Linked DNA regions of Homo sapiens: all the other regions are linked to region 2. The links are chromatin loops, found by intact Hi-C in ENCODE. Cell type or tissue: PC-3. All regions are shown on one strand. Region 1 has its middle 76 kb from the start of LINC01080. Region 2 has its middle 28 kb from the start of LINC01038. Region 3 has its middle 64 kb from the start of LINC00382. Region 4 has its middle 110 kb from the start of LINC01068. Region 5 has its middle 20 kb from the start of LINC01080.

Region 1 (5,000 bases), 310 kb after region 2:
AGAAAGACCAGCATGGGAAAAGCTGTTGGAATGAGTGTGTTAGCTTTGACTCTTTTTTTTTTTTTTTTTTTTTTTTTTTTTTAAGTGGCTGACTCATAAATTAGGAACTTGATTCTCTCTTCCGGGCTTTGGATGGCTTCCTAATGAGCAGAAGGGCTGCTTTATTTATTTATTTACTAACCTTTGTGGATTCAAACCCTTGATAGCACTTAACACTTTAGTTACTGTGGTTATGTTAAATTAATATTGCAAGCACACAGTGCTGGCTTGATTAGCAGGAAAATCTTTTTGCCTTATCTCCACTCAAGTATTGAACCCAGCACCAAATACATGCTCACTATTTTTTGCTAGATTATCTTGCATTTTAGCACATGGAACAAATTTGATATTGATTAAAATTGAATGTTATTAATCTACTTTATTTTCCACATCAGTTTAAAAAGAAACTGAAAAAACCATGGCTTCCAAATGCACGTGTTTTGAGAGCAGCCAAATAGTGAAAACCATATCGTATTTTCAAATATACAACACCACACTCAGTAACTTTTAATTTTTTAATTTAATTTAATTTTTTAGAGACAGGATCTCACTCTGTTGCCCAGGCTAGAATTCAGTGGCTCGATGATAGCTTATAGCTTTATACCCCTGGGATCAAGTGATCCTCCTTCCTCAACCTCCTGTGTAGCTAGGACTACAGGCACATGCCCTCATGCCTGGCTAATTTTTTTTTTTTTTTTTTTGTAGAGATGGGAGTCTTACCATGATGCCAATGCTGGTCTCAAACTCCTGGCCTCAAGCCATCCTCCAGGAATTTTTTTAAAATCAGAATTTGAATTAATTTATTCTTTGTACAATATGAATGTTTACTCTTAGATACATACTTATCTAGTGTCTCTAAAATTGAGGATTTTCTTTTGATATGCATGGCAGAATATTTTGTGTGCTTTAGGATAACTATGGTGGACTTGATGGTAGATATTGGTTTTACTTAGCGGGTACCAATGGAGACGTAAAGGAAGGAAAGTGACTTGTCCAATGTTACAAAAAATTGTACCAATGGAGCTAAAGGACAACTGGAACTTATATTGCCAAAGCATTGTTAAATGAACACACACTTGTGATCTCATATTTTCTGCACTAATATATCTGCTTTGCCAAAGTAGCAAGAAAATAAGGTAATCATTTGTGGCTTTCACAGGCCTTCAGGCAAATGCAATACAATGAAAATTACACTCAGCGTATATAGTCAGTCCAGTCTTCCTGGTAGTCAACTTAGGTGGTCACATGTGTTGTGTGATTTGAAAGTTACAAAAAAGTTTCCCCTTGCTATGTATATCCTGAACTGCTTTTATTAAGGGTAGAAAGCTTCAACAGAGTGAACTTTTTTTTTTTTTTTTTTTTTTGATACGGAGTCTTGCTGTGTCCCTCAGGCTGGAGTGCAGTGGCATGATCTTAGCTCACTGCAACCTCTGCCTCCCAAGTTCATGCAATTCTCCTGCTTCAGCCTCCCGAGTAACTGGAATTACAGGCATGTACCACCACGCCTGGCTAATTTTTGTATTTTCAGAGACGGGGTTTTGCCACATTGACCACACTGGTCTCAAACTCCTGACCTCAAGCTATCCACCCACCTCTGCCTCCCAAAGTGCTGGGATTACAGGTGTGAGCCATCACAGCTGGCCTTTTGTGCAAATTTTTCTATTGCTCCTCAGGGAACTTCAACTAGGAGTATGCTCTAATTCACCCCTCCTCCAAACTTGCCCTTGATTAATTTTACTTCTCCCCAGCTCTCAGTTTAGATGCTCTTTCCTTAGATCTTCTCTAATGCCCTGTGACTATCAGCAAAGCATGATTTTTACATTTTTAAATGGTTGAAAAGAATCAGAAGGAAAAGATTTTATGATATACGCAAAGTACAGTCATGCATCTCTTAACGATAAGAATATATTCTGAGAAATGCATCATTAGGTGATCTCACCATTGAGCAAACATTGGGGTGTGTACTTACATAAACTTAGATGGGACAGCCTCCTACACACCTAGACTACAAACCTGTACAGTATGTTATTGTACTAAATACTATAGGCAACCATAATATAGTAAGTATTTATGTATCTAAACATAAGAGAGGTCAGTAAAAATACAGCATAAAAGGTAAAAGATAATACACCTATATAGGACACTTACTGGGAATGGAGCTTGCAGAACTGGAAGGTGCTCTGGGTGAGTCAGTGAGTGGTGAGCGAATGTGAAGGCCTAGGACATTACTGTACACTATGATAGACTTTATACACACTGTATACAGAAACTACACTAAATTTATACAAAAGTATTTTTCTTTCTTCAATAATAATTGACCTTAGCTTACTATAACTATTTTATTTTATAAACTTTTTAATCTTAACTTATTGATTCTTTTGTAATAACACTTAGCTTAAAATGCAAACACATTGCACTGCTGAACAAGAATAGTTTTATTCTTTATATCCCTTTTCTATAAGCGTTTTTCTATTTTTAACTTTTTAAGGCTTTTGTTAAAAACTATGACACAAACACATACATTAGCCTAGGCCTGCCCAGGGTCAGGATCATCACTGTGACTGCCTTCCACTTCTACATCTTGCTCCACTAAAGGCCTTCAGAGACGATAATACGCATGGAGCTGTCATCTCCTATGATAACTATGCCTTCCTCTGGAATACCTTCTCCTGAACGACCTGCTTGGGACTGTTTACAGTTAACTTTTAAAATAAGTAGAAGGAATAGACTATAAAATAAATTTTAAAAGTATGGTAAACACTGGGTGATAAGAATTTTTGAACTTCGTTATAATCTTATGAGATCGCTGTTGTATAATACAGTCCCTTCTTGACCCAAACATTGTTATTCGGTGGGAAACTGTATAGGAAATTCAAAGCTCAGTGTCCATAAAGTTTTATTGGAACATGCCAATTGTTTAAACATTGTCTATGAGTGCTTTCAAAATATGAAGGTAGAGTTGAGTAGTTGTCATAGTCTATGTGGCACCAAAGCCTACGATATTTACTATCCAGCCTTTTATGGAAAGAAAGTCTAGTTTGCTGACCCCTCTCCTAGACTTTTTGATCAAGTAAATGGAGACCTTTAAGTGTCCATACCACCTTGTGATGGCTAAATGTGTGTCTTCTCTAATGGAGTTAGAGCTTCATGGTGCAAGCCTATCTTTTGCAGCCTATCTTTTCCAGCACCTACAAGAAAATGCCAGGGTGTAGAGTAAGCCTTCAATAATGAAATATCAAATGTATTAACCCTTTCAAAAGATGTCTTATTTTATAACTGATTTTTAAAATAGTAATATTATAGTGATATATTACTTTCTCTATAGGTTTTTTGTTTGTTTGTTTTTACTTTAAGTTCTGGGATACTTGTGCAGAACATGCAGGTTTGTTACATAGGTATATGTGTGCCACGATGGTTTGTTGGACCTATCAACTTGTCACCTAGGTTTTAAGCCCCTTATGCATAAGCTATTTGTCCTGATGCTCCCCTGCCCCTCATCCCCACCCCGACAGGCCCCAGTGTGTGTCGTTCCCCTTCTTGTGTCCATGTGTTCTCATTGTTCACCTCCCACTTATGACTGAGAACATGTGGTGTTTGGTTTCCTGTTTCTGTGCTAGTTTGCTGAGGATGATGGCTTCCAGTTCCATCCATGTTCCTGCAAAGGACATGATCTCATTCCTTTTTATGGCTGCACAGTATCCCATGGTGTATACGTAACACATTTTTTTTTTTTTTGAGATGGAGTTTCACTCCTGTTTTCCAGGCTGGAGTGCAATGGCATGATCTCGGCTCACTGCAACCTCCGCCTCCCGGGTTCAAGTGATTCTCTTCCCTCAGCCTCCCGAGTAGCTGGGATAACAGACACCTGCCACTGCGCCCAGCTGATTTTTGTATTTTTAGTAGAGATGGGGTTTCATCATGTTGGCCAGGCTGGTCTCGAACTTCTGACCTCAGGTGATCAGCCCACCTCAGCCTCCCAAAGTGCTGGGATTACAGGCGTGAGCCACCACACCCGGCCTTTTACCACATATTCTTTATCCAGTCTATCATTGATGGGCATTTGGGTTGGTTCCATGTCTTTGCTATTGTGAAGAGTGTTGCAATAAACATACGTGTACATATATCTTTATAATAGAATGATTTCTATTCCTTTGGGTAACCAGTAATGGGATTTCTGGGTCAAATGGTATTTCTGGTTCTAGATCCTTGAGAAATTGCCACACTGTCTTCCACAATGATTACACTAATTTACATTCCCACTAAGAAAGTAAAAGTGTTCCTGTTTTTCCACAGCCTTACCAGTATCTGTTGTTTCTTGACTTTTTAATAATCGCCATTCTGACTAGTGTGAGCTGGTATTTCACTGTGGGATCTGATTTGCATTTCTCTAACAATCAGTAATGTTGAGCATTCTTTCATATGTTTGTTGGCCACATAAATGTCTTCTTTTGAGAAGTGTCTGCTTATATCCTTTGCCCACTTTTCGATGGGGTTGTTTTATTCCTATAAATTTGTTTAAGTTCCTTGTAAATTCTGGATATTAGACCTTTGCCAAAGAGGTAGATTGTAAAAATTTTCTCCCATTCTGTAGGTTGCCTGTTTACTCTGATGATAGTTTCTTTTGCTGTGCAGAAACTCTTCAGTTTAATTAGATCCCATTTGTCAATTTTAGCTTTTGTTGCAATTGCTTTTGGCAATTTCATCATAAAATCTTTGCCCGTGCCTATGTCCTGAATGGTATTGCCAAGGTTTTCTTGTAGGGTTTTTATAGTTTGGGGCTTTACATTTGAGTCTTTAATGCATCTTGTGTTAATTTTGTAAAAGGTGTAAGGAGGGGTTCCAGTTTCAGTTTCCTGCTCATGACTACCAGTTTTCTTAGCACCATTTATTAAATAGGAAATCCTTTCCCCATTGCTTGTTTTTGTCCAGTTGTCCAAGATCAGATGGTTGTAGATGTGTGG
Region 2 (5,000 bases):
TAAGATGGTTTTGATTTCATATGTATTTTTTATTTTAAACATACATTTTGTTAAATATAACTGCATTTAATGTATATGGTTTCACAAAATATATTACATATAAATATTTATAAAAATATTCTGTCGTATTAAATGTACACAGAGACTAGGTGGCTACTGGAAGAGAAAACATAGGCGAAATTACATTCCTAAGATTATTCACTTAACAGCAGAGGCAGGACTAAGTAAGGAAAAGGATTAATGTTTGAGCCACTGCATTGTGTTAGATGCACAGTAGGCTATTTATATAAATCATTGTTTTTAATCTTATAACTTTCAAAGAAACTGTTATCTCTATTTTAAATATAAGGAATCTGAGAGCATAAATACCATTGACTCTTGAGCAATGCAGAAGTTAGGGGTACTGACCTCCCTACAATTGAAAATCTGCATATAACCTTTAACTCTCCCCAAACCTAACTACTGGTAGTCTACTGTTGACTGGAAGCCTTACCGATAACATAAACAGTCGACTAGCACATATTTTATATGCTCTAAGTATTATATGCCGTATTCTTACAATAAAGTAGCTAGAGAAGAGAAAAAATATTATTAAGAATATCGGAAGGAAGATAAAATATATTTAGTATTCATTAAGTGAAAGTGGATTATCCTAAAGGTCTTCATCCTCATTGTTTTCATGTTGAGTAGGCTGAGGAAAAGGAGGAAGAGGAGGGGTTGGTTTTGCTGTCTCAGGGGTATCAGAGGTGGAAGAGGGGGAGGACATGAAAGTGGAGACAGGAGAGTCAGGACAGTCCATGTAACTTTTACTGAACTTGATCCCTGCAGTTCAAACCAGTGTTGTTCAAGGGTCAAACTGTTGAAAAATTCTCAGAGTTAGTTCAAGGAGTGTATGAATTTGCTATGGTTGCTGTGACAAAATACCATAGGCTGGGTGGCTTAAACAACAGAAATCTATTTTCTCACAGTTCTGGAGGCTTGAAATCCAAGATCACGGTGTCAGCAGGGTTACATTCTTTTGAAGCCTCTTTTCTTGACTTGTAGATACTTTTTCTGGTATCTTTTTGCAGTGTCCTCACGTGGTCTTTCCTCTTTGTGAGCACACTCATTGTGTCTCTCTGTGTCCGGATTGCTTCTTCTTATAGGAATTGAATTAGGGCACACGCCCGACAACCTCATTTTGACTTAATCACCTCTTTGAAGACCCTGTCTCTAAGGCAGTACCATTCTGAGGTAATAGGGGTTAGGACTTCAACATATGAATTCTTGGTGGGGGGCCATATTTAGTTTATAAGAAGGGGGATAGTTGTATTTCAGAATACTGAAATGGACATCAGCCATATGAAGAAAAGTTATAACTTTTTTCTCTTCTATTATTTGGTGTCCTGAAATATTTTTATAGAGGGAACATGTGGCTGGAGGGACTTGATCTCCAACCATTCATGCAGCATAAGGTTAGCCCAAATACAGAAATGGGTCCAACTGGCGTGGGTAGAGAGAATGCCAAACTCAAATGCCTTATGCTAGAATATTCAGTGTAGGAGGAATCTAGAAACTACTTAGTCTAAGCTCTTCATTTTACAAATGAAAAAACAAAAGTCCAATTATGAAATGACTTGTAGAATATTACAAAATTAGTGAGTGTAACAGGATGAACATTTTTATAACTTGCTATATGCTATTCATTGAGTGTATATATATATACATATTCAATGAATATATATACACACATACATAAATATAATTTTTAAGATGAAATTTTAAGGTAGTCATTTTTATCTTCATTTTACTGAAAAAAGAAATCCCGAGGATGAGATCTAATTCTGAGTTTTTATATGGATTCACTTTTTTTCTTCTTTTTACTTTATTTGACACAAGGAAGAGTTCACAAAATCTCCAGATGGGAGAGAATCTAAAGGAATCCTGACTGTCACATGTGATACATGCTAGTAGGTGCAAAAGACAGTATCTCCTTGTCACTCATTTTCATATCGATTATATAGCCATGAAAATCACAATTAGATGTGACTGAAGACCTAGCTAACTTGCTTCATTTTGTTTCCTTTGGTTGCTTTGTGAGTAGAAAGGCTGATGCTTTAAAGTTCTTGCCCTTTATGAGGTGGTTTAAATAGCATGTCATTGATGAAACAAGTGAAATTTGTCACATCTAATTTCATTTTTTCAGAGAGTTGCATCAAAAGTTTATGGATACCAACTTCATTTTTAATGAGGAAAAAACTTGCTTTGTTGCCTTTGAAACATGCAAACCTTTGTTCATGTCCCCAGCCCTTTCTCTTGAGATTGGGCCTATAGGTGGCAGCAACTGTTAGCTGTTGAGCTTGGGTGACATGTGCCATAAGTTCTCTTGAAATACTTTAAATACTTTAAATATTCTTGGATACTTGAAAATGAAATTTTCTCTAGATAAGAAAGTGAAAGGTCAAACTTGAATCGTGACTGTTGAAGGATTCATACACTACAGTCAACATTATATAGATTAAAAATGGTGTAGGGGCTTGAACATTCTATATTTTAAAAGTTTGCAATGTGATGATGGTAGAGTTCAATCTTTAAGATTTGTGACTGCTGTGGTCAGATTGGTTATCCTTTGCTCTCCATTATTTTGTGTAAAATGGGCTTTTGAACTTAGAGTAATCTAGAATAAATCAGTTCCTCTGAGCTTAACATTCAATAAAAGTTGAGATTTTGATTCATGTACTATCTGTTTTACACAATGAATGTGTCATAGAAATGTTTAGTACAATTTAAGTTTTTGCAAATCAAACAATGCTTACTTGCATAAAGCAGTTTATACTTTAAGGGGAACTTGCAGGGAAAATTCTACTCCAGTTTGAATTATTTCATAGGAACTTTTTTGAGAATTTGGAATTTTGTTAACCTGTTTTCCTAGATGAGGAACACCTGTGTTTAATAATGCCTTCCAACAGTCTGCTAGATTGGGAGAGAACTGAAACAATATGGACTTTAGCAGGCTGTCTATAGGTGACTGCTAAACTCCACTTTGGCATGACTAATCTAATCACACCAATTATCTTCATGGTTTATATTACTTGTGGCTCAGTCCATTGAGGAGACAGTGGATTGCATCAGCCCCATTTCAGTCAACTGGACCCAGCCTTTGTGTTTCCTTATTCTGAAGATTACTTAAAATGCTGCTTCTCTATTCACTAGACTTTTATAAACCTCCTAAAGTACCACATATGATAGAAGACGAGCTGCTTTTAATATTGACCTTTGGCCATTCCTCAAAAACAACTTATTTGATTTAATTTCCTAAGAGAATTTTTATGTGCAGTATTTAGTTGGGCTACTTCTACTGTGTGAAGAAAACGTCATTTCCCTTTATTACATTGACCCAATTTGAAAGAGAAAAAAAAAATGGCATCACATTTGGAACTAAAGTTTTAGCGCATGCCAACAGCAAGACTCACTGAATCAAAACAGATGGCTAAAAAATAGTTTGGAATAGATGTATCTATCCTATAGATGCCTGTTAAAGAATTTTAGAAAAATGAGGTATGGCTTTTTCATGCTATAACCTTGGCAATAATTTATAAATTTTGATTTTTTAAAATATATTTTGATATTGAAATAACATGGCTAAAATTAAAATTGAGTATGAACAACGGAACATCTTTTGTACTGGGATTTATCGAAGATTAAAATCAAAGGGTTCATTTCCTCCTTTGGGACTAGTCTGCAGTTGATCTTTTAGGTATTTGTTGTTGGTTTATTTGGATTTGTTTTTTGAGTGTGCTGGGTGGATGGATGAGGGCATAGAACAGATCCATAGACATTGACCTACAAAAGCAAATGTTATGTGTAATCAAATCAGCTACAATCTGTATTACTAGGCAAAAATATTAGAACCCCACGAGAATGTGCTGAAAAACAAAATATCACATAACTTTTAGGGGAATGCAGAGGAAAGAGCCTAATACAAGGCAAAGGTGAAGAAATAAAAGAAAGTGCTTCAAACAGATGGGCCTTTTCTACAGAGAACTTCCTTGTTGTCCTTCCACTTGAAAATACACTATACTGTATTTAATCCTTTAATCCTTATCTTTAAAGATAAGGGTTTGTCCCAATGATTATTTTATTATTGCTCTAAACTTGTATAAAATGTAACAAGTCACACCTTACATTTTTAAAGGAGACTACCTTTCTACTTTTTAAAATCCAGGTTGTATCGTCATTGGGTAATACTTTGTCTATATCCATGCACCAAACAATATTTAGCAGGAATAGTGCTTACTAACCGATTAAATTCCAGATGCATCCTTGGTAATAGCCCCTCGTCTATCCGTGGACTTGGTCCTCATTATTACTTTCTTGTACTCAGTGCATCTTCTTGATACAGTTCTCTTTTGCCTTGAGTGGGGTGAACTGCAACCATGTGGCCCTAAAGGAAATGTCCCAGGGGTTTCTGAAAATCAATTTTTCTTTTTAGACAATGCTGTGATTTTGGATGAAAAAACTATAGAGTGTCTCCAAGATCAGTCACCTCTCCCCAAAATAATTCCTTCTCTGTGATGTCTTCTGAAGTCCACATTTTAAAATTCCTCCCTTGTCCACCCAAACACACACACACACACACACCCCCATAAACACCAACAAATTAAGCTCTGCACTACATCACATGTCTCTTATGTCTCTTTTCTCCACAGATTAATCATAAGACTTCAGCATTTTACCTTACATATACCTTGTTAGAGAAAAATCGCCAATCTTTTCAGTCTCAACACGGTTGTATTTATTATTGAGCGAAATGATAATTCTAAGATATAAGCTTTATGAGGGCAGCATTATTAACTATTTTGCTCTTTGTAGTTTGCAGTTTTGCCAACACCATAACAGAGTTTGGTATGTAATAGTTTCTCAATAAGTACTTGTTGAATGAATGAATCACTAAGAAAATTAGTGGAACAAATTTAACGGTTTTGCTGTGATACAATCTCTAACTTTCCTCCAGTTTAGAA
Region 3 (5,000 bases), 160 kb after region 2:
AGCCTCCCACCCGCTTCAGCCTCCCAAAGTGCTGGGATTACAGGCCTGGCCCTCAAACTCTTAATATTGATGCTTGTATTATGGTTGTTTCTCAAATTTGCTTTAAGAATTGGTCATTTCTGGATAAAGAAAATGTGGCACATATACATATCAAATACTATGTAGCCATAAAAAAGAATGTGTTTATGTCCTTGCAGGACATGGATGAAGCTGGAAGCCATCATTCTCAGCAAACTAACGTAGGAACAGAAAACCAAATACCGCCTGTTCTCACCCATAAGTGGGAGTAGAACAATGAAAACACATGGGAGGGGAACATCACACACCGGGGCCTCTTAGTGGGTGGAGGGCAAGGGGAGGGAGAGCATTAGGACAAATACCTAATCCATGCAGGGCTTAAAACCTAGATGACGGTTTGATAGGTGGAGCAAACCACCATGGCACATGTATACCTATGTAACCCGCACGTTCTGCACACGTATCCCAGAACTTAAAGTAAAATAAAATTAAAAGAAAAAAAGAATTGGTCATTTATTCCTGGATCCCCTTCTCAAGACTCAGAGCATTAGCATAATAAAGGTTTTGAAGGGGAGGAGGTCAGGAGAAAAGATAAAATATTTAAATTACAAGTAATACAGCTATTAGTTTTGAAGTCATAGACTGTAGAAAATAAGATGATATATACATATAATTGATATTGCTCACTGAACCAATTTACTAAAATTAACAACAGTGAAAATTACCAGCCTTTGAAAGATATGCTGCATCAAGACTTTCTATACTCATTAGTTGAAATGATCTCCCTGTAGTCTCTGGAGTTGTAACACACCAATTGATAAACAGGCACTCTTAATACTTGAAGCATGAGCATCCCTGATGATTACAGACAACCACTGTCTCCAGTTTTGCCTGTGGGATATTCCAGTAAAGGTCAAGTCCATAAAATGGAAACATGGTTGGTATGAAAATAAGCTTCTGAAAATAATTTCTGTCATACTGAAAAAAATAACAAACCATCAATTCCAAGCTTTAGAACTTTCTAATTTTTTTGGCAACTGCAACTTTAGCTCTTCTTTATGTAACACTTTCTGCCCTTAACATTCTATTAGTTTTGTGCCTTCAAGTAAACACAATTCACCCACCCTGTCCTATAATTACCTAATGCTGAATAATCAGGTTTGTATACACTTTGGGATTTCATGATTTTTTCTAACACACCTAGAACACAAAATGGACAGATCCATTATGATTATCAGCATTTTCTTTTTTAGTTATCTAATAGTTTCGATCATTTTCTAACATCCTCAGAAAGTCATTTTTACTGTCTTTCCCTGTGTCATGAAGACACTTAAAACCAAGGATACATTGGACTTCACCTTTTTTGTTGTCATTACTGGGCATGACAGGCTTCTGCTGAGTTCTCTTAAGTTGAGCTACTCTTTGATTTGTGAGCAAAGGTTTAAAAGGCTAAAAAGGGGGAAATTGGTTCAATATTTCAAGCACAATGAAACATTTCTTTTGTCACTTTATTTCCCTGCTGTATTAATTTGTGGTTACTCACCTTCTCCTCGGATCCCCAAGGGAACCCCAAATCTGACTCTCTATGATCTGACATATGAACCCAAACATTTCTCCCAATAAATTACATCTCCTGTGTAATAAAACAAAATTGGCTGCTTTGGGGTATAGCAGAATATTTCAGGCACCATTTGGCCACAGTTTGGTTCGTTGCTCATATACATTCTGATGATGGGGATCTCTGTGGCCTAGGTTGGTCTGGGAAGAGGAATGTTGAGTTCACTCACTGGACCAAACAATGCAGGAATGTTTTTTCCCTGTCCATTCACTTAAACAATGTGCCATTCTGTACCTTATAAGCACTTAATTTATTCCAACTCTTTGGCCTGACCTGTAATCCCCTTCTCCTTACCCATCTGACCCATCTGTGTTTCATTTCCCACTCATCAGCATCCAAAGAGCTAGGCCCAGGGCCTGTTTGGAACCATTAGACAGAGATTGGCACTCTTCCCTCTTCCTGCGCCACATCCTCCACTGGAAAAAAAATGACCATCAGATCAGAGAACAGAGCCTGCTTTGTCCCCTGCAACAGGGATCTGGAAGCATTTTCAATCATTTGCACTCTATACCCACTCAAACGCATTAATGTGATCAACATTAGGCCTGTTGTGGGCATTTTTTCCAGCAAATAGCTTGCTAACATTCCAGGCATGTACTTCCCTGAAAACAAGACTGAGACAGGGCCCTGAATATTCAATTGGAAAATCACCAAGAGCAAAAGCTTAGCTTGGCACGGCTGGTGTTGATTCTTAATAAGTGACTTCCTAAAGCTGAGGCATGGGGCTTACAGCGTCAATGACTTGTTTGAAAAATATTTTGTAGGTGCCTCATACCACTCTGTTTCCTGTGGTATGCGTCATATTGTGAGCTATTCCAAGCTGGCCTGGTTAAGCACGCTAAGTTTTTCCCCCCAAGATTGTGGTGTTTAACTAAAAATGTCTTTATACAAGATGAGCTCATAGCTATTAGTGCTGATGTAGTTTTAACTGCTTGGATACCAACTGCAGTCGCTTGAAAATGTACTGCAGAAGGGTAAACGCAAGCAAAAACATATCTCACCCCGTCTAAAATGGCGGGATGCAGTCCCAGCGGCAGCGTTTCTTCAGGGGAGAAAGCTCCAGATTTAAGTACAATGCATACCTTTCACTTTCATTAAAAAGACTTACTGTTCTTAGTACATTACTAAAGTCAAGGTGCTGAAGACATCTGGTACACTGGAATAAAATTAACCCTTTTTATGGCTTCGGGTGTTTTGTAAAACTTGCCAAGGAGCAAAGCTAAGGTAATTGGAGAAAACAAGTGTATCTTTTCAATCAAATTTCCAAAAGGGAAACAAAAAGAGATCCAACGACCTAAAATTCTATCTCTGAGATTAAAGTACATACAAGTAGGATTTGCATAAGGTTCAAATAATAAGATATCGAATATAAAATGTCTTGACAGTTATTTAGAAATCAAAAGATGGGTAAGGGAATTAATACTGTTGTGTCCTCTGTATACCTCACATAGCTTTCGGCCTTTCTACCTTCTACATTGTTCTTCACAGCACTTATGGTGTAGAGATTATTATTTTCCTTTTGCAAACAAGGCCAGAGAATCCCAGAGGGATTCAGTAAGCTCCCCAAGGCCACACAGTTGATTAAGTATAGAAGCAGGATTCGAAATTAGGTCAGTGTGAATAGCAAGCTTGTGTTCTATCCCCTACCTTGCTACTTACAGATAAAAATATTCTCATCTCTATTATGGCTGTAATTGTCTACTTGTTCAAAGGCTGTGTGTTGGCCATGGTGTACTGGGCTAGAACAGGAGATGAATATAAATCTGTGTCATATTCCTTCCTGTCTCCCTCTAGTGAATAGGTTACAGACAGTATCTAGTTTGGGGCCCATACCCAGTAGGTGCCCAGTGGCTATTAAGTGATTAGACATTGTACATGCCATCTCTGAATGATTTGTGTTTCTACAATAGGGCCTTTTATAACAGAGAAGAGAGGGATTGATACTCTGGACACTGCTGGGGCTGTGTTTGCCTCTCGGGGCAAATAATTTTTCTTGGTGCCAGGAGCAGCTCTGACGTGGCTGCTCTGCCCTTATGTGGCCTGGGCCTTTGAGATCCAGAGCAAGAGCCTGGCCTGGTCTGGGATAAGGCAAGAATGCATCAAGGTGGAGCCAGAGAAGCCAGAAGAGGCGACTGTGAATGTCTGTCTATCTCCACGAACGTGTCACTGAGGAGACAGGAGAATGTCTATAGGAAGTGAGCAAGACAATTTCTGAGACAATGAGTTATTGGACAAATGCACTGAATAGCATTATAAAGGGAAGTAGGGACCTCAATTCCCCTCCATATTTAGGAAGGCACATAATGAGGCCCTACCCATGAAGTGGAAAAAGGGGCTTTTGTGTTGGCTATTCTCTGTGAGTAAGTAAGTGTTTTGGCTGTCTGGCTTAGGGGATACAGAATTATGCATCAGGACTATATATTGTGAGTTGATCCCTTATGCGCTGATACGTAGTGCATTATCTAAAGGAAATAACTTGCTTCTTGATTGAGGTTTGCAAACTGGGCATGTTTTCTTTTCACAGTATTAAAGAAATATAAAATTTTTACAAAAATTCCGTGACTTTCACACCTTACAATTTAGTGAGTTAGCAAAAACATCAGTTCAAAATGTTGAACTAAATGACAACTAGGAGATTGGTTTCTGTTCTCAAGTTATAAGTAGTTCCTATTTTCTACCTGAAGCATTAGAAAAAAGCTTACTTCAAGTGAGTAAAAAATACTCATATTGTGAAGCAATTTGGACTTCAGAAGTTTTATCACCACTGGATTGAGACATTGGGGATAAGCCATACAAATATGTTGCTAAACTAATAAAATCTTGAAGATTTAGAAATATATAGATTTCTTTAATTCTTATGTTTTAAAGTTTATGTTTGGAACTATTTAATAAAAAAGCAACATTAGGAAAAAATTTTTTTCTAATGAAAGCAGATAAAGTGGGAGCTGGTCAGAAATCTGTTCAATTCAGGCCTTTTGCAACCTCATCAAAAGTCAAATTATTTTACAATGAATAGTTTTGAATTATTATATTTCTTGCAAGGTGATTTTCTCTCTCTTGTTAGGAAGAGTGACTTCCATTCTTAACAAAGTAACGGGAAAAGAAGAGGTAAGAAAACGTCAACAGGCTAAAATTGTATGATCTATAATGGTGTTTCAGCGTAAATTTGGAAACATTGGCTAGGAGCAGCTGAAGTCCAAAACTCATGATGATCACGTTGATTTGAGTTTTCCCTAAGCCTGTTCCATAACAGGCTTTCATGTTTACCGTAGACATAAATTCACTGTGGTTCTTAAGTAAGGGCTATGTTTGAAAGAAGTGACTAGAATGCCAGGATTTTCTCTCAAGATTACCCCTTCAAGGA
Region 4 (5,000 bases), 96 kb before region 2:
GATTCATTGCGTGAGTTATTCATAATTGATATATATTAAAATAACTGTTTTAGTTGACTAGCATTTTTTCCTTAATTTTACAGTAGATAAATTCTTGTGTTATAAAATATCTGGAATAATAACAAGAAGCAACTATAAAGTATTTACTCTTGAATTATGTAGATCTTACTCAAATGGAAAAATAAGGAATTTTTGAAACACAAAAATGTAATTAAATTACATGACAAGTATCCTACCACCAGTATTTTACTATTCATGAACCCTAATACAATTGGAATGTTATTTTTTTTCTGTTTTCAAATAAAATGTAGACTCATAACTTTTTTTTTTTTTTGTCAAAAATACAAATCCTCCTAGTAGCTTTTAATCACCAAATGTCTAAGTTCAGAAATATGTCTAGTCAAATGCAGTGGGATTAAGGGGCACGGCTACCTTGTGTATTTCCATGCCTAGTGCCTCTGCTCCTCTCCCTTTGTCCCGGGATTGGTTTTTCTACAGTTAACTGAAGGGAGAAAGGAGAGGTAGAAGGGCAGAAGGAAGTGTTCTTAAACATCTCAGACATGATAAAGGTTTACTTTGACCATGGTGGCATCTCAGGGGCACTTGGGTTCTTGGGAGACATCCTCTCTGTCCCCTGCCATTGCATTGGATCTTATACATGCAGTTTCTTCAGTGTGGGTGCATGCATCCTCTTTCATGATCATTGGGATTCAGTTGTCATTTCCCAAGAATGCTAGCGGTTCCTCCAGCATCTTTCCTTTGATGTTTCTTTGCTCCTCCCAGAGGCTCTGTTGCACAGGATCTAAGATAACTTCTCTTCCACTTGCTTGCTCATGACTCACATTTAGTGTATGAGAAATGCACATCTGAGACTCTCTGTCCAAAGAATGAGATTATTTTTCAAACTACGGTTTGTTCTCTGTGCCCCAACCAGACCCTTGTCTTTTAGAGTACTCAGGTATGAGTCAGATACACAGGTCCACTCTGTTTTTCAAACTTCAGGGGACACATTTCAAGCTCTCTAAGTGATCTTTGTAAACCCCTTTTAATTAGGCTTTAAGTTAGGAGACAACCTGATGCTCCCACTCCACTCTCAAAGTGTGGGTGGGTGGAGACCCCACACAGCTACAGCTGTCTTCAAAGAAATCTTCTCTCTCATTTCCAATTCCTTTTGGCTCTTCAAATTTAACCTTTTTACACCTTATAATAGGCTTGAGGGGTCAATGGTGCAACCTGGTTTTTACCCACTTCCTTTGCTAATTCTGCCTAAGTGATATGGGATTATATTTTTGAATGTCAGAGTAACTGGCATTTCCTTGTATTAAGACCTCAGCTGAGACTGAGACCAAAATAGTTCACGTTAAAACCCTTTTGCACTTACAACTTAAGACACTTTAGCTTGTCCAGACCACAGAAAGAAAAATATACCCCAAAGGAACATTTGAGAAGTGACATTAAATATTTGTTTTACATTCTTAATATTTGTAAAGGCAAATTTTGTGTTTTTAAAAGTGTATTTTCTGATCAATTTTGCTATTTTTATGTTATGGTCTAGTCCAAGAGTGGAGTCTTGATTTACAACATTGTGCCTTTAGGAAATAAGGTCAGGGGACCAACTAGGTTGTAAATCAGGTATTGCGTTTTTTTTTTATGCTTTGTACAGAAAATTCCACTGTTGGCGTAGTCATCAAAGGTGGAAATAATGCAGAAGAGTATTCTTAACATGTGGAGCTCTTTCTACAGGAGCTCTTGGTAAGACAAATGCCTCCTTGGAAGCACGAGATTATTCCCCTTTTGTGTTCTTTGCCATAGCTGTGATAGTAAAGGCTTCTTTCTACCTTCTTAATTTCCCACCCTTGCCTCCCTTTAGAACATAAAAAGCCATTCCACCTTGAATGGAAAACATTCTCGGCAGCTTGTAGGGACTGAGTCCAGGACAGTGAGTCAGAAGATGGCCACTAGGGGGCAGCTACGTAAAGCTTTTAGGCTTAGTTTTGTAGGTACTTGGGAATTATGGAAGGTTTCAGAGCAGGGTAGTGACCTACCAAAAATGTGTTAGGAAGATTAATTTGGCAGGCAGAGTGAAGGGGAAAGAATAGGTACAAAAGTCAGATCTAGGACTACCCCTGTGATTTCAGGGTAAAGAGGGAAGCAGTGGTATCAAGGAAGATACCAAAGAGTGGTGAAAGCATTACAGACATATTATGAAAAGAAATATTAATATAGAAGCATGACTGCACGACTATGGAGGGAGGAAAAAATGGAAAACAAATTCTCTGTTTGGAGAATGTTAATTCTAAAGATGGAAATAAACCCACTTAGCCATTTTTCCCCCTCTAGGTATAATCCATTTAAGTGAAATTTATCAAAAATTTAAAGGTATTCTTGAAATGTTTTCATCTATCAAAACAAGTTTTTTGGAACATTAACAATTTTAGTCTGACAGTTGCTGGAGATTTAGGAGAAAAGTGTCAGTTGGCTCTTTTTTCTTGGGGAAGGGAAAAGGAATCAGTAAGACAAATATGGTGTCTACCCTTCTTTTCTAGCTCCCCATTTTTTCTTCTTTATTTAATCATAGATGTTTGGAGAAACAAGGTTCTGACTACCTCTCTGGCTGGGTAGAGAACAAAACAGTGGAAAACTGTGTCATGGGAATACATTGTCTCAGGAGATCTTTGTATTAATGTACAAGTCCACAGAGCTTCATGGAGATTACAACCTCATCTTATTAATAAGATAGATATTAAATGAAAATATTTCCCCAAATGTAAATACCTGCCACACATCTAAGGGGAGATCTCAATATATTACAACTTTAAGCCAATGCTGCTACTGCATCTTTTAAAGGTTAAAGAAAGAGACCCCAAAAATGGAAGCTGGAAGCTAGACTGTGACAAGGAACATGCTTACCAGGGCTGATGTGTATTCTGAAGTTTTCAATTTCTGTTTTGCAGTTTATCCTGGTCTTTAATGTTTTGTTTTCTATACTTTTATGTGCTTGGCTAAAGTGAAATTAAAACATATAAGCTACAAAAATTAACTCAATGAAATTTTGAGGTTTTGCCATTGGGGAACCTGAATTAATAGTTTTAATATAGAATTCAGGACAGACAGCATCATGCCAGACCTTCCAAATTATATAATTAATTTTAGCAAACAGTGCTTAGGATAAGAATTTTCAACAGCTGTGTGTGCCTGGTTTCTCTGCTAATGTTCCCTGTGGAGTTCTGGGACAACCAGCTCCAGGTCTTTGCTGCACTGGTGCTTGCTTTACTGGGGTACTGCACATTTCATGCTCCATTGAGACCACCTATATGGTGGAACTGGTCCTCCTTGGGCTTTCTATATTGCCTTTTGCCACCACCTTAGAACTCTCACTCACAGCTCATCTCTCTCTTGGATCAGTAAAGAAGCACTTTTTTCTTCTTATATTTTTCCAAACATACTCAGAGTCATTGCTTTTCACTTACCCACTGCTACTACTGTTGACAAACTACCACCATCTCTTACATGGATCACTGTGATTGCCTTGGATTGATCTCCCTGCCTCTACCATTGCTCCCCACAGTCTATTTGTTGACATTGCAGCCAGTGATTCTGGCTGTCAGATCTTGTCACTCCTTGGCTGAAAATTTTACAGGGGATCCTGATTTCACTCCTAATCAAAGACAAAGTCTTTATGAAGACCTAAAGGTCTTTGCAAATCTGATCTCACCTCTTATGGCTCACCTTTCACTCACTGCACTCTACTCACATGTGACCACAACATTCCAGGTATGGTGAAATGCCTTGTTTCCCTCAAGTCTTATTGTAATGCTATCCTGCCATAGAGGCCAGCCCTGGGCACCCTGTTTCAAATTGCAAGCTGCTCTTCCTACCACCCCAACCTTCTTTATCCTGTTCCACTTTCGTCTATAACTTTTATCTATACAGTAGTCCCTCTTATCTGCAGGGTATATATTCCAAGATCCCCAGGGGATGTCTGAAACCACAGATAGTACTGAACCTTATATATATTATGTTTTTTTTTTTCCTATATGCACATACCTATGATAAAGTTTAATTTATAAATTAGGCATAGTACAATACTAACAATAATGATAAAATAGGACAATTTTAATATATGGTAATTATGTGAATGTGGTCTCTATCGCTATCAAAATATTTTATTTTACTGTAGATCTTAGCAACCTCGGCATACAATCTCTTTTTCTTTCTTTATGAAGATGAGAACTTTCACATTTTCACTTAAAGGAAGCACTCTCTGGCTTATCTTCGGCATATCCGATTTGCCAGCATCATTACTCTTGTGCTTTGGGGCCATTATTAAGTAAAAGAAGGATCATTTGAACACAAGCACTGTGGTACTGCAGTGTGTGGAGTGAGACTGACCTCATACTGTGGCTTTTTGAGCCTCAGTCCCAACCTCACCCAAATCATGTTACATTTAATTATACTCAAGGAGCATATTGTTTTCAAAAATAGAATTACTCTTTTCAACTGTGGCAAGGGTTGGGAGATTGTGTGGGGTAGATGATCCTCATGAATTTCTAGGGTAGGGGACCCTCATAGAAAAGTCTAATTTTTCTTCATCTAAGTAGGCAATAGTTCCTATAAACGTAGGTTGTGACAGAGATATTTGTGTTCCTGGTGTGGGAGAAAGAAAAATAATTTTTGTGATGAGTTCCAAAATCAGTTATTTTTCAAAACTGTGAATGGCTTAAAAAATGACATTTTGTTTGTTTGTTAATCTGCATTTTGGGCAGGCTTGTTGGTGATAGTTTGTTTCTCTCCAACTTGGCCTCAGCTGGGGCAGCTTGAAGTGTGGAAGCTGGAATCATCTGAAGTTTGCTTATCCACATGTCTGATGGTTCGTGCTGGCTGTTGGCTGAGACCATGATTGAGACCATTGCCAAACATATACACATGGGCCCCCATGAGGCCTGGGTTTTCTTACAACATAGTGACTGGGTTCCAAGGGTGAGCATCTTGAGAGAGAA
Region 5 (5,000 bases), 250 kb after region 2:
TATTTAACTTTAATAACTTGTCAGAACTACAAAGACAATTGTGAAGCCTCTGCTCAATATTATCTCCTCCTCTGTGTCGTAATATTTCTCCTGAGTGTCTATTTAAGGTCCTTCTAACATTCTTTTCCTCTGTAAAGGACATTTTATGATGATACCACTCTTGTAAAATAATGGTGACTTCCAACTAGGTAGAAAATTTCTGTAAAGGCCAAGGCTAATGCTAGATAAAGTTCTATGCAGATCAGGAATCACTTTAATCTCTTTCACTTTGACATGTCAAAGATGGGAATGAGTTTCCAGAAGAAACAGTAAAGCAATTTCTATATAATCTGAGCGAAGAAAACATGGCACATTTCCAGCAATTCCAGGCTGTGTAGGAAGACAAAATACTATCGATGGAGAAGAGATTAACCTGTAGATTTGAAATGGTTTTATGTATCTTTGAGCTCTGTTGAAATTTGTTATTTCTGAACTCCAAGAAATATCTTTATAACAGGATAATGTTTTTACTCATTTAATTTATATAATATGTCCCAGTGCCTCAAGAAGTAAACAGGGGCATTATCAAAGAGTTAGCCCTAAGCAGTGACACTTTGGGGAAGGATACCCGATCCTGATGTAAGTTTGTTGGAAGGAAACCAGAGTAGATGTCACTGTTAGCCCCAAGCCAACCTGTATTTATGGCAGGTGAGTATAGTAACAAGGACTGCCTGATAAATAATTATCCTTACTGAGGAAAGAAGAGAATTTCCAGGTTTTCTTCTTAACATCTAGTCTCCAATGAGAGAAAAGGATTCACAAAATGATTTAGAGAAAGCAAATAAACAAATTGGTACCTAAAAGAGGGAGACAAGACCCACCCCACCCACAGGAGCAGCTTGCCCCCAAAGCGGACAGTGAAGTAGATGTGCTGTGGAAACAAAGCCTTCCTCTTGCTTTGGGTTGGTGCACAAACATTGGATTGTTGCCGGGCTGGCAGCAGGTGTTCCTCTGTCAACACATGTCCTTTTCCTTTGATAATGGTGTCCAGAATCCTTGATGAACAGTTGGGTAAATTCCCTAGGTTTCTGGGTGAGGACTCAAATCAATAGAACTGTGACACCCTTGAAAGATAATACTGGCTTTAGTTAACAAAGGTGTCTGTGACAGGCTGTTACATAATCTTGCATTTCTTTTTTTATTATTTTTTAAGACCAGCCAGACCAAATACTCAAAAGCTATGCTTGTCACACTAGATAATGACTTTTTTCACAACTAAGTTTTCCTTAATACTATAACAATTTGATATTTGAAATGTGTTTGAACCAGATATTTTATACTCAGTCCTGGTTTTAAACCCACTAGATGGTCTTCAGTTAAGATACTAGGCCCTGGTACACAAAAAACAGAGTAGAATTATAAAATCCTTTTGGCGATGGAAGAGGAGGGATCACAAAATCAAACACCAATATCACGTTGAAGGTTTAATACCTGTTCTAATTAAATGTAACAAAATGAAAAAGAAAATTGCTTTTGGTTGAGTTATTTAAGACAGACATATATTTAAAATTTATTTGGACAATTCAGATAAGAACTTCTACTTGCAGCATGCACTAATCTCAGACCATAGTCTCTGAAATGCAAGCCATACACTTAATAAATCAAATTTGTTTCAGCCTCCCTTACCTGGGACCAGGAGAAAGCCAATTTTGTCAACTCCCCTTTTCCAGGGTTGTATCCGTGATCAAGGAGCATTACAGAGGTACCTAGGTACTCAGGTAGGATCCCATTTAATCCTCAGTCACTGGCTTACACAGGTAGCCTCTGAGATATCTCTTGTTCCCATCCACAAGTCCCTTTCAGAAATGGCATTCTCTAAACTTGTTCCTAACCAGGCCTGGCTAACCCATACCTTCCTGTTGCTTCCGTGCTGAGGCACAGCAATTATCATCTCCTTGTGGTCCTATCTGACTGCACAAAACACAAAACTATCCTCTTTCTTTCTGAAACCCCAACCTGGGAGACAAGGAAGGAGATGGAGGGAGGACACTTCACCTCAGAACTCCAAGGCTATCTCTGTTCAATTTGCTTCCTACTATTTATCCTGTCTCCCTTCCCACCCAAATGAATTGTTTTCTAGACTGTGGCAGGGGAGTGGTCAACTGTCTAATGATTTTCCTTTCATTTGTTTTGTCTTTGCACAGAGTCCTCACTGTGGCTCATGCACTGGGTTTTTCAGCTTCATCACTATTGACATTTTGGGCTGGATATGCTGTTGTTGTGGGCTGTCCTGTGTACTGTACGATGTTAAGCAGCATTCCTGGCCTCTGCCCACTAGGTGCCAGTCACAACCCCATAGACCATAAAAAATTGTTTCCAGATCTTGCCAAATGCCCCTGGGGGCAAAGTTGCCTTTGGGGAAGAACTGCTGCCTTAAAGGTATACGCTTTTGGAAACCAATGCTGGTCAGATTCTCTGGAGACCAGAAACTACTAGTAAACAGGAGAGCTGGCAGAAGGGATGGCCAAACGAGAAGTCAGAGTTTCTATTTTAAATTTTTGTTTACCTCCTGCTTGTCATGCTGGAAAAGGGGATAGAAATGTTAGGATAGCTACACACAAACACTTCTATACTACACATAGATAGTTGAATGTTAGCAGAGTTCTGGCATTGTATTTTTTATGAAGTAATTGTTTTCTTCTTATTAGGCACAGGTTTCACCTTTCTAAGGGAAATATTATACCACTGATACAAACAAAATAGATACAGAAACATGGACATTAAATTTGTGCGTGATAAAATTGCTTTTTTCTAAAATATGTTATTTTTTTCTAATATAAATTAGAGTGTCATATAGAACATCACTATGGCGTCTTATTTTACACACACACACACACACACACACACAAACACACCAAATATTTATAGGTCTGTTTAGCATCAATTATCCCACACTTCTTGAGAAAGAACAGCAAAAGGACTAAACTGTCAAGAAATTCAATTTCTAGGCATCTTGAGTTTCTGAACTTTAGGGAAAGGGAGTCATTTACTTTATATTTCTCTGTGGCTGATCTATGATTAGTCATACAGAGATGTCAAAAGATGTTGACAGAATAAGAATAATAAGCATACATTTATGGCCTTCGTCAACAGCCTAGGAGATCAACTGTCCCGTTAACCAATACCTAGCACTTCCTCCAATGGATAAATCTTGAAAAAAGGGGTTTCCAGATGCAGTTTATATCCAGGTAGTTCATTGACCTTTTTGACACTTCCTTTGTCAATCACTTTTTCCAAGATGAAGGAAATTTGAAAGTCTACAAAGATCACCAAACTTGCTTTCTTTGAGTCAAACTTGCTTTACTTAACTATGAACTGGCAGATGTGTCCATTCCAGTGGTCTGTAAATACTTGGGAAATGGTGAAGCAGTTATTTAGCATGTTTGCCACTAAACATGTTGCCCCCTTCCCATTTGCAGGTTGATCACTTGAGGAAAGAACCCAAACTTTTTGATGTTGACCATACATCTTCCATTTGAGGGCAATTGCCTTTAAACGGGCCACATCTTTGATGTTGCACTTACCCTGGGAAAGATTTAGGTTAAATGGTGTTATTTATCCTAATATTATGATTGTTTTACTTTGGAATTATCTTTCTCAAACACAATACTGAACTGTCTGGGCTCCAAAAGGTGAAAATTGGAAAGCATAAGTTATTCTATACCTATAACACTTGGTTCTCCCAGACCAGCTAAGATGTTTTATGTTTCTAGGTTTTATTTTATTTTATTAATTCTCAGAAATGCGTGTTCATATTTTTCATAAATAAATGTAAATATCTCAATTGAAAATGAACAGAATTGAAAGTCAAATGCATATAAGAGAAAATATATTTCATCAGCCAACATGAAAAAAATTTATTAGTAAACAACAAAATGCACATTAAAACAAGATCTAAATTTTTACTTATCCAATTGGCAGAGATTAAAAATTAATTTAGGATATTCAATACTGGAGATAGTGTTTTGTTAGCAGGAAAGAAAAACGTTATAGCTTCTTTGGAAAATAATTTCACAGTGTGTAGAAGGGGTCTTAAATTTCCAAGTCTGAGACAGGTAATTTTAAATCCAAGAATCTATTCAAAGAAAATCATGTTAAATACAGGGAAACTTTTGTGTACAAATGTGCTCATTTTAGTGCTATTTAGAATATGGAGAAAAGGCGGAAACAAAGCACTTGGCCATAAAAAGAAATTCAAGTAAACTGTGGTACATTCAGTCTATGCATGTAGACATTAAATATACTAATGGTTATTTCTAATAATGGAAAAACATAATATTTAGTAAAAGAAGCACTGTAAAAAATTATAGTAAAATTTATGTATCAAAATTATATAGAAGATGCTTAAAAGACTAAAAATGCAATAAAATATTAATATTTGTTGTCTTTCTAGTGAGACTGAGTAAATGTTTTTAAGTCAAATTTTCCAAATTTTCAGAAAATTCTATATTCAATCATTACTCTTTTATATTTGAAATAAAATAAATTTTATTTTTAAAAAACATATGTACATTTTTTTTTCTTTTTTGAGACAAGGTCTCACTCTGTCACCCAGGATGGAGTGCAGCAGCTTGATCTCAGCTCACTGCAGCCTCCACCTCCTGGGTTCAAGTGATTCTCCTGCCTCAGCCTCCTGAGTAGCTGGTATTACAGGCATGCGCCACCATGCCCAGCTAATTTTTGTATTTTTAGTAGAGATGAGGTTTCACCATGTTGGCCAGGCTGGTCTCAAACTACTGACCTCAAGTGATCCGCCCGCATTGGCCTCCCAACATGCTGGGATTACAGGTGTGAGCCACTGTGCCTGGCCTATGTACATTTTTAAATGGCTACTCTGCAATACTAATCTTCACATGTAGAGTTCTTGGACTAACTACTATGTTTTTATTTCAAATATAAAACTTCAGAATCACAACACTTAAAACATTACTATAACTTTATATCCTAGTCACAATATGATA

What was found. Hi-C counts contacts between places; a loop is a spot of excess contacts. Peaks named below come from ENCODE experiments on the same cell type or tissue, not always from the same donor. Only the 100,000 strongest peaks of a DNase experiment are listed, where the experiment ranks them.
Region 1: a loop joins it to region 2, with 7 times the contacts of the local background. A loop is called at or near these places in 2 of 110 quality-filtered maps.
Region 3: a loop joins it to region 2, with 4 times the contacts of the local background. A loop is called at or near these places in 13 of 110 quality-filtered maps.
Region 4: it touches region 2 in a loop (4-fold over the local background); 11 of 110 quality-filtered maps call a loop at or near these places.
Region 5: a loop joins it to region 2, with 9 times the contacts of the local background. A loop is called at or near these places in 9 of 110 quality-filtered maps.

What each region holds. Positions count from the first base shown.
Region 1 is chr13:80,084,434-80,089,433 of GRCh38, forward strand. No RefSeq gene overlaps it. Among named protein-coding and RNA genes, the nearest start is that of LINC01080, 76 kb to the left of the region's middle. In PC-3, no CTCF peak of the experiment used is centred here; a DNase peak (open chromatin) is centred at 2,078; H3K4me3 peaks cover 251 bases; H3K27ac peaks cover 3,412 bases.
Region 2 is chr13:79,773,663-79,778,662 of GRCh38, forward strand. No RefSeq gene overlaps it. Among named protein-coding and RNA genes, the nearest start is that of LINC01038, 28 kb to the right of the region's middle. In PC-3, a CTCF peak has its summit at 2,316 (motif pointing right); a DNase peak (open chromatin) is centred at 2,319; H3K27ac peaks cover 833 bases.
Region 3 is chr13:79,934,433-79,939,432 of GRCh38, forward strand. No RefSeq gene overlaps it. Among named protein-coding and RNA genes, the nearest start is that of LINC00382, 64 kb to the left of the region's middle. RefSeq lists an enhancer at 1,862-3,061. In PC-3, no CTCF peak of the experiment used is centred here; a DNase peak (open chromatin) is centred at 2,409; H3K27ac peaks cover 3,756 bases.
Region 4 is chr13:79,677,498-79,682,497 of GRCh38, forward strand. No RefSeq gene overlaps it. Among named protein-coding and RNA genes, the nearest start is that of LINC01068, 110 kb to the left of the region's middle. In PC-3, CTCF peaks have their summits at 1,963 (motif pointing right) and 2,165; a DNase peak (open chromatin) is centred at 1,964.
Region 5 is chr13:80,028,371-80,033,370 of GRCh38, forward strand. No RefSeq gene overlaps it. Among named protein-coding and RNA genes, the nearest start is that of LINC01080, 20 kb to the left of the region's middle. In PC-3, a CTCF peak has its summit at 2,332 (motif pointing right); a DNase peak (open chromatin) is centred at 2,321; H3K27ac peaks cover 2,000 bases.